Regions from separate parts of the Homo sapiens genome. Here region 2 is linked to region 1. A link is a contact called in ENCODE Hi-C or POLR2A ChIA-PET data. All regions are on one chromosome and are shown on one strand. Each heading gives the region's core, a stretch centred on a gene start or an enhancer-like site at or near the end of the contact. The rest is flanking DNA. Distances are from core to core; before and after follow the strand shown. Region 1 holds the start of NBPF3 (NBPF member 3). Region 2 holds the start of ZBTB40 (zinc finger and BTB domain containing 40).

Evidence for each region. Hi-C counts contacts between places; a loop is a spot of excess contacts on that map. ChIA-PET counts read pairs that join two places held with the same protein, here RNA polymerase II (POLR2A). Pooled maps may share reads with other maps.
Region 2: a map of naive thymus-derived CD4-positive, alpha-beta T cell shows a loop between it and region 1 (4-fold over the local background). The contact joins the promoter of ZBTB40 here to the promoter of NBPF3 in region 1. A Hi-C loop is called at or near these places in 1 of 168 maps with a recorded cell type or tissue (naive thymus-derived CD4-positive, alpha-beta T cell) and 5 of 50 pooled maps. POLR2A ChIA-PET finds 5 or more read pairs at or near these places in 1 of 52 experiments (MCF 10A).

The regions. Positions count from the first base shown.
Region 1 is chr1:21,436,401-21,444,248 of GRCh38, forward strand. NBPF3 (NBPF member 3) reads left to right here and starts at 3,737. Exons shown (of 15, transcript NM_032264.6): 1 at 3,737-3,948. It also overlaps the pseudogene CROCCP5. RefSeq lists silencers at 3,341-3,390, 4,356-4,650 and an enhancer at 3,871-4,381.
Region 2 is chr1:22,448,602-22,456,449 of GRCh38, forward strand. ZBTB40 (zinc finger and BTB domain containing 40) reads left to right here and starts at 3,250. Exons shown (of 18, transcript NM_014870.4): 1 at 3,250-3,403. RefSeq lists silencers at 2,495-2,789, 3,104-3,303, 3,644-3,733 and enhancers at 3,179-3,740, 3,454-3,533.

The DNA.
Region 1 (7,848 bases), core at 2,487-4,986:
GCCTCAGCGGCGAGCTGAGGGCTGAGTTAGTGGAGGAGGTGAAATCAGGAAGGCTTCTTGTAGGAGGCAGCATTTGGGATGAGGCGGCCCCCAGCCTCGCCTAGGCGTCTTTGCCCAGCCAACCCCACGGTTCCTAGCTCTGCGGCCTCCTTCTGCCTCCCTCCTCTACCCTCAGGCCGTCCTGTCCGAGGCTGAGAGCGGCGTCCAGCTGAGCGGCTCCAAGTGCACCGTGGATGCGTCGGAGCGCAGCCTGCGGGGACTCTGGGGCCAGCGGACCCCGTCCCCACCGCGGTGCTACTCGCCAGGCAGAGGCCGTTCGCCCCGCCGAGGCCCCTCCCCGGCCTGCTCAGACTCCTCCGCCCTCGCCCTGATCCACTCCGCCTTGCACAAGCACCAGCTGCAGGTCCAGGTAGGAAGGGGCTTGAGCGTTCTGGGTGCAGCCAGAGGCCCGGGGGGAGGGGCTCGCGCCCTCCGGGTGGGGGCGGGGACGGGTCCGGGGAGGTCCGGCGGAGGAGTCTGAGCGCCCTGGGGTGCAGCCAGAGCCCTGAGAAATAGTGTCTGAGAGTGTCAGGATCCCCAAGGAGGTGGCCGAGAGCTCTGTGGTGAAGCCGAGCCCAGAAGTGGGGGTGCTTGGGCAGCTGGGGGTGGGTGCTTGGGCAGCTGGTGGAAGGAGGAGGCTGCGGCAGTGTTAGGGTCCTGGTAGAGAGGGAGACAGGTCCCTGGTCATGCAGAGCCAGGACCCTGGGAAAAGGTCTAGCAAGGGAAATCAGAGCTTGGGAACTAGGGGCAGAGCCAGGGTAGGGAGGAGTCTGAGAGTGGAACCAGGATGCAAGGGGGAGGAGCCTGGGAGCCCTCGGGGTGGTGTCAGAACCCAGGAGAGGAGTGTGCCTGGGGGTTTGTCTGGCATCGGTGGGTGGGTGGGGGCTTTGATTGGAGTTGTCCGGGACCCCAGGGAGGTGAGGGCTCAGAGGGTGGTGAGAGCACATTGGGGAGTGGAATCCTGGCTCTCAAACGTAGGCCTAGAGGAACAGATGTAGCGCCTGCGGGACAAGACCGAGGGCACCATGCAGGTCCACGAGGACGCCCAGCGCGAGGTGCAGCGGCTGCGGAGAGCCAAGAAGCTCCTGAGCAGGTGCTGGGGAGGTCTGAGCTGGGGGCTACTGAAGAATAAGTCAGCGTTTGGGCATAACACCAGTCGAGCCTTATGCGTGTGACTCTGCACTAATATGGTCGCCACTAGCTACATGTGCCTATTAACATTTATTTATTTTTGGGATGCAGTCTCGCTCTGTCCCCCAGGCTGGAGTGCAGTGGCGAGATCTCGGCTCACTGCAAGCTCCGCCTCCCGGGTTCGTGCCATTCTCCTGCCTCAGCCTCCCGAGTAGCTGGGACTACAGGCGTCCGCCACCTTGCCTGGCTAATTTTTTTTTTTTTTTTCTTTTGAGACGGAGTTTCACTCTGTGGCCCAGGCTGGAGTGCAGTGGAGCGATCTCGGCTCACTGCATCCTCTGCCTCCCAGGTTTAAGCAATTCTCACCTTAGCCTCCGAGTAGCTGGGATTACAGGCATGCACCAACACCCCCGGCTAATTCTTAGTTTTAGTAGAGATGGGGTTTCTCCATGTTGGTCAGGCTGGTCTTGAACTCCCGACCTCAGGTGATCCTCCCGCCTGGGCCTTCTAAAGTGCTGGGATTACAGGCGTGAGCCACCATGCCTGGGCTATTTATTTTTAAGATGGAGTCTCACTCTGTCCCCTAGGCTGGATTGCAGTGACATGATCTCAGCTCACTGCAACCTCCGCCTCCTGGGTTCAAGCAATTCTCCTGCCTCAGCCTCCCGAGTAGCTGGAATTACAGGCGTGCACCACCATGTCTGGCTAATTTTTGTATTTTTAGTAGAGACGGGGGTTTCACCATGTTGGCCAGGCTGGTCTGGAACTCTTGCCTTCAGGTGATCCACCCGCTTCGGCCACCCAAAGTGCTGGGATTACAGGTTGAGCCACTGTGCCCAGCCCAGTTTTGTGATCTTTAGAAAATCACTTCTCCATGCCTCATTTTTCTCATCTGTAGGATAGGGGAAGTAATGATACTTAAAAATGTAGCTTTCTTTTGAGGATCAAATAAGCTGTTCTATATATAGCACTTAGAACAGAACAGATTTTGGAACATGCTAAGTGCTCACTGAATGTTAGCTCTCATTAATATTGTTATTGCCACTATATGCTGGACCTGTTCTAAGCAGTCCATGGATATTTAATCCTCACACCAGTCCTATGGAGTCGTTCCTGTTATTTTCAGCATTTTAGAGGTAGGAGAATGAAAACTTAAATGACCTGCACAGTCACGTGGCTCGTCCTGATCTGTCTTTCCCTAGGGCCTGGGGTGAGGTTCACAGAAGATAATGTGCCTTGAGCACTTGGTGAACTATAAAACTCTAAACCATTGAGGGCCCTAGTTTTATCTGTTCTCCTGGCCCAGAGCAGATTAGAAATAGCAAATTAGTGCGAAGGCAGAGGGTGGCAAACACAGGCCCTTCAGAAGGGCAGTTGGCAGCACTGGGGGAGGTGCCTGAAAAGCACAAAAGCAGGCATTGCAGCCCCATGGTGTCGCCCACCTTGGTGGAGAGATAGGATTGAACTTCTGTGTGAGCTCTTTGGAACGCTCTTCCTGACCCCTAACCAGTTTGGGGCCTGGGACTTGGCACGTGGCTGGCACGTGCCAAATGGGAAGGGAGGCTGGGTGTGGTGGCACACGCCTGTAGTCCTAGCTACTCGGGAGGCTGGGGCAGGAGAATCGCTTGATCCTGGGAGGCAGAGGTTGCAGTGAGCTGAGATTGTGCCACTGCACTCCAGCAAGGGTGACAGAGCAAGACTCGAGGTCAGGAGTTCTAGACCAGCCTTGCCAACATGGTGAAACCCCGTCTCTACTAAAAATACAACAATTAGCCAGGCAGGATGGTGGGCACCTGTAATCCCAGCTATTTGGGAGGCTAAGGCAGGACAATAGCTTGAACTTGGGAGGTGGAGGTTGCAGGAAGCCAAGATCATGCCATTGCACTCCATCCTGGGCAACGAGAGCAAGACTCTATCTCAAAAAAAAAAATAAAAATAAAAAAAGCGAAAACGTACATAAAATATCCCTGGAAGGATTCACAGGAACAGCATCCCACAGATTGCCTACAGGGTGAGACTGGGAGACAGGAATGGAAAAGATGCCTATTTTAACTTTACAATTTTCTGTACTATTTGATTTTTTTTTTTTAATAGATACGGGGCTCTTTCTTTTTCGTCCAGGCTGGTCTCGAACTCCAGGGCTCACGCCTGGCCCTATTTGAATTTCGAACCATGTAAATGTACCATCTTTTCAGAAAAAAATAAAATCCGTGTGGGCACGCGGGGACGCTCCGGGCCTCCGAGGGGGTGTGTCTTCTGCTTCTTTAACCTGGCAGGGGCGGTTCAAGTGGCCGGGGAAATCAGCGATTTGGAGGGTCGAGGGCTGGTGCTTTGAGAGAGACGCGGAGGGCAGAGAGGGATTCCCCGTCCCAGCTGCACTCGGTGCATCACCTAGGTTACTCCTTTTCTCGGCCCGCAGGGCCCCTAACCTGCTCGAACCTGTTGTGCAGTAGAGGCCGCCGAGTCCCTTTAAGGCCCCGCCGCGCCTGCGCCTTGGGTTCTCCTGACGCGGCCCATCCGGACCCTGAGGAGCCAGTGGGCTGCAGGCGCAGGCGCAGGCGCAGGCACAGGCGAGGGGTTGGGTGGCGGTTGAGACAGCGGCGGTACTGGGATGGGTAGGTGAGGATCCCGAGACTGAGTGAGCTTCTGCGCGCGGTGCTTTTGGGAACGCGGGACTGGCAACCTGCGGCGCCAGGAGCTGGGCCGAGGCGCGGCGGCGCGGCTGCGGGCCGCCGTCTGGATGGGAAGTTACGGCGAAGTCCACCCAGCGTTTCTCAGGTGAGGGCGCCGCGCCAGGCTGGACGGGCGGTGAATCCGGGACCGGCGGGCGCACACCTGGGTCGAGGCGCGGCCGTCGCAAGTTTTGTTGCGCGAGCGCGGGGGCGGGTGGGAGGTGGGGGGTGTGGGGGGTCGTGCACCGCCGGGGGCTGAGTTCCCCGCGCTGGATTCTTCGCCTGCCGCTGCCGCCCTCAGCCCAGCTCTCGTGGGCGCTGGGGAAGAAACTCGCTGGCGGGTGTTCTGTGGCATCCCAGGGGGTGGAGGGACGGAGCAGCTTCGGGGGCACGTCCTCCTATATCCTGTAGAGGACACTGACTCCGCACCCCACCCTCGAGGCCGGAAATCGGTTCCCTCTGCGGGCCTGAGAGGCGAGAGCGCTCGCGCCCCTGACTTGCAAAGTTGGGGTCTTTACTGGCCTCCGGGCTTCTGCTCCTGGCGGTGTCTCCAGGCTGGTGATGGGCAAGCCAGGTGTGCCAGGTCCAGGATGCACATGAGGAGCGTTTGTAGCCATCACTGAATCACCTCCTGACTAGCGGGGCAAGCCTCAAATGAACCGCAGGATTTCGGCTAGGTTGGATTGTGGGGTTGCTGTTTGCACTCCGAGGAGTTGCTGTGGTTTCCCTGTGCCTGTCTGTCTGTCTTTCTGGCTTCTTAGATCATCATCTCATGTGGCGTCCTTTCACCGAAGAGTTAACCAAGACGTTTGGCCTAGTTTCCTTGCTTTCCTTCTGTCTTTTGCTGCTAGAGCTGCTTTCGAAAAGAAGTCTTTTCTGGCAGTGGTACCTTTTCTTTGGGTTACGGTGTTGTTCATCCTTTCTTTGCCAAAGGAATGAATCCCAGTGCTTCACGAAGTTAAAGATCTGCTGGTAGTGTTTAATCTGTTTGGAGCTGATATGCGTTAGTAGCTTTCTTTTTGTTTTTAAATTTTATTAGTAAAATTTCACTAGTGAACCAGAAGCTATTTTTTTCTATTCTGAAATGCTGGCTTTAAGATTTCTGATAACTTTGCGTCAAAGAAATCTTGGAAAAGTTACTGAAGTATACAGAAGAAGTTCACAATTTTAAATGTGCAGGGGGCCCGGGCGCAGTAGATCACACCTGTAATCCCAGCACTTTGGGACGCCAAGGTGGGTAGATCACTTGAGCCCAGGATTTCCACACTAGCCTCGGCAATGTGGCAAAACCCTATCTCTACTAAAAATACAAAAGTTAGCTGTGTGTGGTGGTGTGTGCCTGTAGTCCCAGCTACCCGGTAGGCTGAGGTGGGAGGATCACCAGAGCCCGGAAGGTTGAGATTGCAGTGAGCCGTGATCATGGCAGTGCACTCCGACCTGGATGGCAGAGTGAGAGCCTATCTCAAAAAAAAAAAAAAAAAAAGTAATGAATTTTGACCAAGTGAACCACCACAGATCAAGAAATAGAACATTACTAGACTGGAGTATATTTTTGGAGTGGCATTGTTGGTTTTAGAGGTATATGAATGATAAAACTTTAGTATTACATATTGTTGAACATTTTCCCAAAGTGGTTGTACCATTTAGCAAGGATATTCTGGTTACCCCACATCCTCGCTGATGCCTGTCAGTTAAAAATCATTTTGCCATTCTAGTAGGGGTGCAGTAATATATCAGTGTGGTTTCATTGAGATTGAGTATCTTTTATTGCCATTTATGTGTCTTCTTTTGTGACATGCCTGTTAAACCTTTTTATCCAGTTTTCATTGATATGCTTGTTTTCCTGTTGATTTGTAATACTTTATTCTGGATATGCCTCCTTTCTAGGATTTATATGTATTGCATTTCCCTTTTTTCAATCTGTAGCTTGCGTTTTCACTCTTTTATGTTGTTTTTTCATGAATGGAGATTCTCTGTTTTTTTTCTTTTTGAAACAGGATCTCACTCCATTGCCCAGGCTGGAGTGCAGTGGCACAATCACAGCTCACTGCAACCTTGACCTCACAAGGCTCAGATGATCCCCCTGCCTCAGCCCCCAAGTAGCTGGGACCTACAGGGGAGTACCACCACACTCAGCTGTTTTCTGTATTTTTAGTAGAGATGGGGTTTTGCCACATTGCATAGGCTGGTCTGGAATTCCTAGGCTCAAGTGATACACCTGCTTCGGCCTCCCAAAGGATTGGGATTACAGGCATGAGCCACTGCACCCGGCCTGAGATTCTTAATTTTAATGAAATTATACTTTATCAATCTTTTCCTTTATGGTTACTGCTTTTCATGTCATCTTTAAGAAATCAATGCCTAACCTAAGAGTATGAACACATTTTTCTGTGTTAACCTTATAACAATTTTATTTCAGTTTTTGCATTTTTTTTTTTTCAGACAGGGCCTCACTCTATTGCCCAGGCTAGAGTGTGGTGGCAGGATCTCAGCTCACTCAACCTCCATCTCCTGGCTCAAGTGATCCTCCCACCTCAGCCTCCTGAGTAGCTGCGACTATAGGCATGTGCCACCATGCCTGGCTAATTTTCGTATTTTTTGTAGAGATGGGGTTGCAACATGTTTCCCAGGTTGGTCTCGAACTCTTGGGCTCAAGTAATCTGCCCGCTTCAGCCTCCCAGAGTGCTGGAATTACAGGTGTGAGCCACCCCACCTGGCTATGATTCACTTTTTACTACATGGATGTGTCTGCTTTATCCAGGACCATTTATTGAAAAGACCATCCTTTTCCTTCTGCACCATGTGGCACTTTTCTTCATAAATCGATTGACTGTATGGTCATCTGATTTATGAAATTAGTGTGGGTCTGTTTCTGTTTCTGGACCAACCTGGGTAACATAGTGAGATCCTGTCTCTACAAAAGATAAAAATAATAAATAAATGAATAAAATTTAAAAAATAAGTGCATAGAGCAGATGGAGTCATAGGTGATAATTTATAAATGATTGTCAGTTTCTTGGCTACATACAGGTGTTGGTAATTCAGATGTGTTGGGCGTTCAGGCAAAATGTATTAAGTGAATTATATGGTGTTCAGAATGATTGCTAGAGGTTCACTGTGACTTCAATTAGATGTTATTTGAGCCTCACAGAGCTGCAGTTTTGACTCTTTTATTTATTTGTCTTTTTGAAGTTTTTACAATCTTCCTGTCAAGGCAGTAACACTTTTATACTTAATTGTTCTTAGGTATACTTAATTAGCGAGAAAACTTTATGGATCATCCCTAAATAAGTGTTAAGCCATTTAAAGGGCTCACGTGATGTGATATAAACAATAGTATTCTACATAATAGTTTTAGGACTACATAGAATAATTTTTTTTTTTTTCTTGAGACAGTGTCTCGCTCTGTTGCCCAGGCTGGAGTGCAGTGGTATGATCATGGCTCTCTGCAGCCTTGATCTCTCAGGCTCAAGCAGTCCTCCCACCTCAGCCTCCTTAGTAGCTGGGTCTACAGGCATGCACCACTATGCCTGGCTAATTTTCTCCTTTTTGTAGACAGGGTTTTCCTGTAGTGCCCAGACTGGTTTCAAACTCCTGGGCTGAAATGATCCTCCCACCTTGGCATCCCAAAGTGTTGGGATTACAAGCATGAGCCATCACACCTGGCCATTTTAGTTTTAATAATTTTTATGTTTTTCTAATTTAAAAGATTTACTAAAATCTCTTACGGCTGTTATTTATGAATATAGTATTCATTGTTGTTATTATGATGATTTTGTATGTGTTCAATCTGATTTTCAATATAAGCTACCGGCAATTAGAGATTTTGTCTCTTTTATTCACCACTGTATTCTCAGTACTTGACCTTGCCTGGCATGAAACAGATATTGAATAAATATTTCTTAAAAGAATGAATGAATGAACATACTAATACCATATTCAACAATCTCCAAGTATCACAGTTTTCACCATCTAACAAATAAAATAGCTGTATAGAGTAGAGTCA
Region 2 (7,848 bases), core at 2,000-4,499, 1.0 Mb after region 1:
GTTTTTTGAGCAAATTATTTACGCCCTCTAAGTCTGTTTCCTCCTGTATAAAATGGGGGTAAAAATGTTACCTACTTCATTAGGTGGTTACAAGAATTAAATGAGATAATTTAATTAAAGGGCTTGGCATGGTACCTGGAAGAAAGAGTGAGATAAATGATTGCTATTATTAGCAGGAGAAGTCGTGGTGGTTGTGTTATTTCTTTTTTTCTTTTTAAATTTTTTTTTTTTGAGACAGTCTTGCCCCGTCATCCAGACTGCAGTGCAGTGGCGTGATTTCGGCTCACTGCAACCTCTGCCTCCCAGGTTCAAGCAATTCTCTTGCCTCAGCCTCCTGAGTAGCTGGGATTACAAGCCAGCACCACCATGCCCAACTAATTTTTTTTGTATTTTTAGTAGAGATGGGGTTTCACCATGTTGGCCAGGCTGGTCTTGAACTCCTGACCTCATGATCCGCCTGCCTCGGCCTCCCAAAGTGCTGGGATTACAGGTGTGAGCCACCGCAGCCGGCCGGTTGTTATTTCTTACTACGGCCAGGAACATGTTTTGTTGACCTCAGTGTTCTTGGCATATAGTAGTCACTCTGGAAACAGCTGGCAGTTTAGCAGAGGCACCTCGGGCATCTTACACTGGGTGGTGGCATGGGAACACTCTTTTCTAAAGTAGAAAAAAAGTTGAAAAGTTCTCAACCCTCCCCCTCAAAGTCAAGGTTTGGGTCCTTCTGGTGATCGGGAAGCACAGGTTATTTCTCCGCAGCTGTCGAAGCTCTGTGGGGAGATGAGGCCCTTACAAGGTCTAGAAGGTCTAGCCATTGTCTTCTTATTCTTCCATATCATGACCAGCCAGAAGCCAGAGCCATTGCTCTCCATGACAGTATGTCGTTGTTCATGAACTGTAGGCAAGTCAGCCCCATGAGAACTTCTGTTAATGCAAAACCTTAAGTAAATGGTGATGGGGAAACTGCAGCCACTGATCCACTGACTGTGGATACATGTGTGGGGTGTGTTGGGAGATGTCTAAAACAATCCCCCCAGGGAAAGATTCCTTTCCATATTTCCTAAATATTTTATAATAAGCATGTATTCATTTAAAAAAAGTTATAGAAAGCCTCTTCTTTGTCACTGCTGTCCCAATAACTGAGTACACTTGGTGGCCACTTTTCTTTTGCTCTCTTCGTTTAGTCCCTATAGGATTTGAAGTCTTGTTAAGTGGAACAGGAGGGACAGATGGTGCCTGAAAACTTATTCCTATTGAGACTCCTGAGCTTCAAGCCATCTGCATTCACATACAGCACATTGGCAATGATACTGTTTTTTAAAATCCATTAATTCGATAAATATTTCTCTTTTTTTTTTTTTTGAGACGGAGTCTCGCTCTCGTTGCCCAGGCTGGAGTGCAGTGGCGTGATCTCAGCTCACTCCAACCTCCGCCTCCCAGGTTCAAGCGATTCTCCTGCCTCAGCATCCTGAGTAACTGGGATTACAGGCACCTGCCACCATGCCCAGGTAATTTTTCTATTTTTAGTAGAGACGGGGGTTTCACCATGTTGGCCAGGCTGGTCTCGAACTCCTGACCTCAGGTGATCCGCCTGCCTCGGCCTCCCAAAATGCTCCCAAAATGCCCAGTGGCTCACACCTGTAATCCCATTAACTCGATAAATATTTCTAGAGCACCTACTATGTGCCAAGCACCCTTCTAGGTGTTTGTTTGCTAAATCTAGCAACCCTATGTTCCCACTAAAAGAGAATGTGAGGCTGGTGGAAATGAGGGCTTAGGAGACACAACAGCTGTAGGCGTGGTTCCAGTTACTACAAAAGTGACTAAATAACAGCTACAGTAAATCCGACCCTGAATGTAACGGTGACATGAGTATAATAGTGAAAGTGACTAACTGGGCACAAGGGTATGAGGACAACAGTGTACCCTGAAGGGGCCTGTTAAATACTGGCTTGACTGTGTGGCAGCAAAAGTGGCTGCATGACAATGACAGTGAAAACAACAGAAAGGGCAACAGCTGGGCAAACAAAGTGCTATTTTGAACAGAACCGTTTGAAGTTTATGGTCAATGACGGTAGCTGCATGTCAGACAGTGACAGTAAATATGATCGACCGGGAGACAGCAACAATGCAAGTGACAGTTCTGCCCAGTAGATTGAATTTGTGATGTAAAACGGTGATGGGGTGAGTCAGTCAGCCAGAGACAGCTCTCAGAACGACTGAATATTGACATTGCAGATGGAAAAGGTATAACCACAGAGGAAGCTGGACATTGCACTAAGATGGCTGGATTTGGGCACGTAACTGTCAGGGACAGAAAAAGTGGCTGCATGTCAGTGACAGGGTGACTGTGTTCAGTGGGCCAGCGCGGAGGTGACTCAGTTTGTTACTGCTGGATCTGATTTAAATGTTTGTGTAAGGAAGGGTGGCAAGGGGACGCTTCAACAGGGAACGCATAGTGTGTGAGAAGGAAAATGAGCAAAAGAAAAGCTAGGACTAAATCCCAAAGCCCCTAAATCCCAAAATTGGGAGGTGCGAGAGGCAGGATCAGGATGCCTCCAGGATGCCTTCAGCCCACTGCGCCCCACCAGCGCCAAGCCTGTCCCACAAAGAGTGCGGGCTGGGGACGCGGCTCAGGTCGCCTCTCCGCCTCGCACGTGAATGTGTTGTTTTGGAAAAACGAAGCCTTTTGTGTTCACTTCCTTGCCCTCCTTTGAAACAAAATCCTAATCCTAGAGCTGCCGGAGCGAGACTGCGGAGCTCCATTAGAACTTTCCTTAGGGCCGGGCATGGTGGGAGGCCGAGGCAGGTGGATCATCTGGGCTCAGGAGTTCGGGACCAGCCTGGCCAACATGGTGACATCCTGTCTCTACTAAAAATAGAAGAGAAAAAAAAAATTAGCAGGGCGTGGTGGCGCGCGCCTGTAATCCCAGCTACTCGGGAGGCTGAGGCAGGAGAATCGCTTGAACCTGGAAGGCGGAGGCTGCAGTGGGGCGAGATCGCGCCGCTACACTCCAGCCTGGGAAACAAGAGCGAATCTCCCATCTCAAAAAAAAAAAAAAGAAAAAAACTTTACTTAGGAAGTGTGGGGAGGGAAGGAGGGAGTGGCCAAGGTCAGAGGTCAGAGAAGAGCCTAGCAACCAGCCGGCCCCCGCCGTCCTAGCATAGGTGGAGAGCGAGCGCGTGACGCAGGCCCCGCCCCCAGCACGTGACCGCGGCGCGTGGGGCAGGTCGGGCCGCCCCCTCCCCTCTGATACCCATTGCGCGCCGGCCTCAAGATGGCCGCCTTCTGGCGTCTCCGGCGCTGTTGAATGGCGAAAGCTTTATTGTTCCCTTCGGGCAGGAGTGTTCGTGTCCTCTATGGCGCTGTCAATAAAGAACGGCAGTTTGAATCGGTGCTGAACAGGTAACCATAGAAACGGGGCTGGGACTCCGCGTGGAGACCCTTCCTGCAGCGGGGGCCCGGGTGCGCCCTAAATGAGGGGTGTATACAGACCCTTCCGCGTGGCGAACTCCGCGGGACTCGGCCGAATCACGGCCGCCTCACCTACACCCCGGACGTGCCCCCTCCAGGGGCGGTCCGCACCCCTGGCGCCGGCTCTGCTGTAGACTGCGGAGGGGAGAGACCGCGGGGACCCACTCAGGGCGCCAGGCCCGACCTGACACCGCCTGGGGCTCGCTGTCGCCCCGCACCTCCCTCTCGGCCCGTCCGGAGGCCTCTTGTCGCTGTCTCACTCCCCCTCCCTTCAGGTCCCTTCGCCGGGCGTCAGCGGACTATGGCCTTGGGCCTAATCCATGCCCCCCTTCTCTCTTCCCCTCTCGGTCTTTGTTTACAGTTGCAAATGGTTAGGGGGAAGAATATTTCATGTAATTTGCGAAAGTTCTATGAAATCAAGTCCATAAATGAAGTTTTATTGGAACACGGCCCTGTTCATTGTTGATGTATTGTCTATGGCTGCTTTCCTGCCAAGAGGGCAGAGCTGAGTAGTTGCGCAGCCGTTGCTTGGCTTTGATCGGCTGGCTCACAAAGCCAGAAATATTTCTGTCTGGTCCCTTACAGCAAAAGTTTACTGACCCCTGCCCTAAACACAAGGAGATTGGATCAGTGTTGTCATTCAGCTATTCCTCTCGTCGGTTCTTCTGGAGTGGGAAAAGAGTTAAAACTGCGCGATGCACCGAGAGCACTTTAGTTGACAGAACACTCTGGCTTCCCTTCTGGTCTTACTGACTATTCAGAGTTTCTCCTGCTTTGAATAGCGTTGGTACCATGCAGCCAGTGCTGCAATGAACCAGGTGCTTTATTTATATTCATACAAGTGTTGTTCTACTTTATGACGACGCTTTATAAGTAAGTATGGTATTTCCATTTTACAAACGAGGAAGAAATTTGTTCTGAGTGGTTAATATATGTATAGGTGTACTAGGTTATAGGGCTGCCAAATTGAGCCTGTCCCTGGGAGCCCCCTGCCTGATGGCACCGGTCAAACTGCTTTGGATTTTATTCTTTCAAGTCTTTTCTACCTGGAATTGTTTGTTCTTCCCTGGAATTGTACCCAGATCTTTGTATGGTTAATGGAGATTTAATTACAATCTCAGTGAAATTTTTTTCTACTTAGCTAAATCATCAAACTTCTGCCCCTCCTTTCTAATATAAACACTTTTCTTCTATGTCAGTAGTCCCCAAACTTAGCTATTCATTAGTGGTTTAACAAATGGTTTCAGAACACCCCATGCATGTACGCATGCATTCATTAATCATTTAGTGTTTGTTGAGCACTTACTGTGTACCAGAGACGTTTCAAATTCCTGGAAATACAGTGGTGAACAAGACAAATATGATTTCTGCCCTTCCATGGAATTTAAATTCTATGTGGGGCTTGGACAAGTGGTATACAGGTAGACAAAGATAATTTCAAATACAGCTGTAATAGCATCATCATAATAAAATTATTAGTTGCTATTTACTGAGTGATTATTTTGTGCCAGGTACTGTGCTAAGTGCTTTATTTATATGGACTATCACTTAATCCTCACACCAATACTATGACATAAGTAGTATTAATATTACCATTTTACGCATAGAGGAAACAAACTCACGTCGGAGAGATGTTCGAGGTTACATAGCTAAGGCATTCAGCTGAGAGCTGAAGCTAATCTGATCACACTGAACACCCTGTATTGTTCCATCTGTTTATTGTCTTTCCTACTAGCTTAGGAGGTCCTTAAGGGCAGGGACCACACCTTACTGTTGTTATCCTCAGCTGCTAGCCAGTACCCACAACCTGGTGTTTGCAGGTAAATACCAAGTAAACAAATCTAGGTCATTCATTGAACAAATTTTTATTTTATTTTATTTTATTTATTTTTTTGAGACAGAGTCTCGCTGTGTTGCCCAGGCTGGAGTGCAGTGGCACAATCTCGGCTCACTGCAACCTCCGCCTCCCGGGTTCAAGTGATTCTTCTGCCTCAACCTCCTGAATGGCTGGGACTACAGGCATGTGCCACGACACCCGGCTAATTTTTTGTGTGTTTTTAGTAGAGACAGAGTTTCACCATGTTGTTCAGGCTGGTCTTGAAGTCTTGACCTCAAGTGATCTGCCCGCCTCAGCCTCCCAAAGTGCTGGGATTATAGGCGTGAGCCATCGCGCCCGGCCTCGAACAAATATTTTAGTGTCTCCATGTACCAAGCACCACTGTCTAGGTCCTGTGATTACCAGGGTGAGCAAGATGGACCTGGGGCTCTGTTCTGGAAGCTAAAGCCTAGTGTCAAGACAGTAAAGAAATAACAAAGTTATTCCAAATTGTGGCAACTGCTCTAAAGGAAATAAAACAGCACGGAGAGAGACACTAACCTGGGAGACTCACTTTTTATCTGGGTGGTCAGGGAAAACCTCTCTTAAGAAAGGCAGTTTAAGCTGAAACTTGTTGAGTGACAAGGAACCAGTCTAGCAAGAAGGGGAAAGGGAGAGACGAAGCTGGGAGGAAGAACTTTTCAGCAGGTTCAGAGACTAAGGTGGGTAACAACGTGAGATGTTGGAGAACTCAAAGGGAGTCACTGTGCTGTGGTTCACTCCTGTGCTCAGTCCCTGGCCGTGAACCCAGCTACTACTGAGAGAACTGCACGCCCAAGGGCAAGTTACAGATTAGTTATCTGACCTGGAAAATGTGGATAATGGTGCCTCCTCAAAGGGTTGTGCAGATTAAATAAGAGAAACTGTATTCATAGCTATGGTATTTTCTTTTTGTTGTTGTTACACATATTGCTGAATAACCAAATTTAGCTCCAAATGGAAACTTTATAAAGTGCTAACTAATAACAAAAATCCAGAAATACATTACAGACAAAATTAAGAATGGGGGAATCCAATTAAAAATAGAAGCCCTCTACTTTCTATCTCCAGAAAGAGGGGAGCAGATCTTGTTTTTTCTTAGTGTTTCTGCTTGGAGAGGAACTTTTCCAAATGGCATCTAATTTTTTTAAAGCCAAATTGTACAGCTGTCTATGCAGAACACTTTTCAGCATTTTAGTGTTTTAAGTTGGAAACTACTTATGTTCCTCCATCAAAGGTGTATGTATTCTCTTAAGGCATTCTAAACAAATGTTAGACTTTTAGTTGGTGGCGATTTAAAAATTTGTTTGTGCATGATTTCAAGTTTCCTCCAAAAGTTTTCAAAATAATGTCACATACTCTAAAACAGTATTGAATGCTTTGAGGCAAATGGCAGGCTTTTTGACTAAGTAAAAATAGGATAATGTTCGGGTTCATAAATGTAAGAAATTAGAAGCAATAATAAATCAAGGGAACTATGTAAGAAGAACAGCATGGCAGGTTTCGCTTTAAACTCTCCCTAGTAACCATATTGCACATGTCATCAGAAGACACATTCTAACCCTGCAAACGGAGCAAAGAACTGGACAGAGAGTGTCATTTAATGCAATGTTAAACAACAAGCCCTGAATTAAATTGCTATTTTAGGTTTGGGTGGGACCTTTGCATCTAAAGTATTGCAGTTTTACTCTGTGATTTGGGTCTGTTGGGTTCCAGTAAAGAGCAGGTGCTAACACTAGCTTTGAAGGATAGTATGAAACTGCAAGAAGAGCCAGGGCATACCAGTTTGTTTTTCAGTCTATTTTATTTCAGTTCAAAGCATCATTGCAGACAGGCAGCCCCGGAAAACGAGCCACACTTTGGCAACACTCACCTGCTTTTGGAGATTGAGGAAGACTGAGTATAACCCAAGTGTGGCTTGTTTTCTTGGACTATCTGTCTGCAATGATGCTTTGAACTGAAATAAAATAGATTGAAAAACAAATTAGTATGCCCTGTTGCCTCGTACTGAGTATTTACATTACCCTTCTCGAGTACTGCCTGAACCAGCACCCTGAGGGAAGGCAGTGACCCCTCAGCCTCTTTCAACTCTTCAGCAGAGTGAGCTCTTTGATTTTCACAAGGAAATTGAATTGGGATATATGGTTTTCTGGATCTCCAATAGTCTGCCTTCCAAAGCCATCATCTGGATAATGTGGAGAAAGCAAGCTACTAACCACATAGAGGAAAGAATTAAATATTAAGGGCATTTAAATTGAGAGATGAGATTGTCACTTTCTGTAAGTCTAGCAGAGAGTGCAGTATTTCATTTGCAGGGAGCATGCAGTTTTGAGACTCTGGCAGCCCTCGAGAGAGAAGGATAAGGAAAGAAAGCCAGCTTTCCTTACATTTCCCTAATGTTGTTATTTAACTCCAAATCCTCAAAATTATGATGCCACGTATTTCATTTCCTTACATAAATGTATTATGCTGATCCATGTAAGTCAGAGATTGTTAATCTCAGGGTAAATGGTTGAATTTC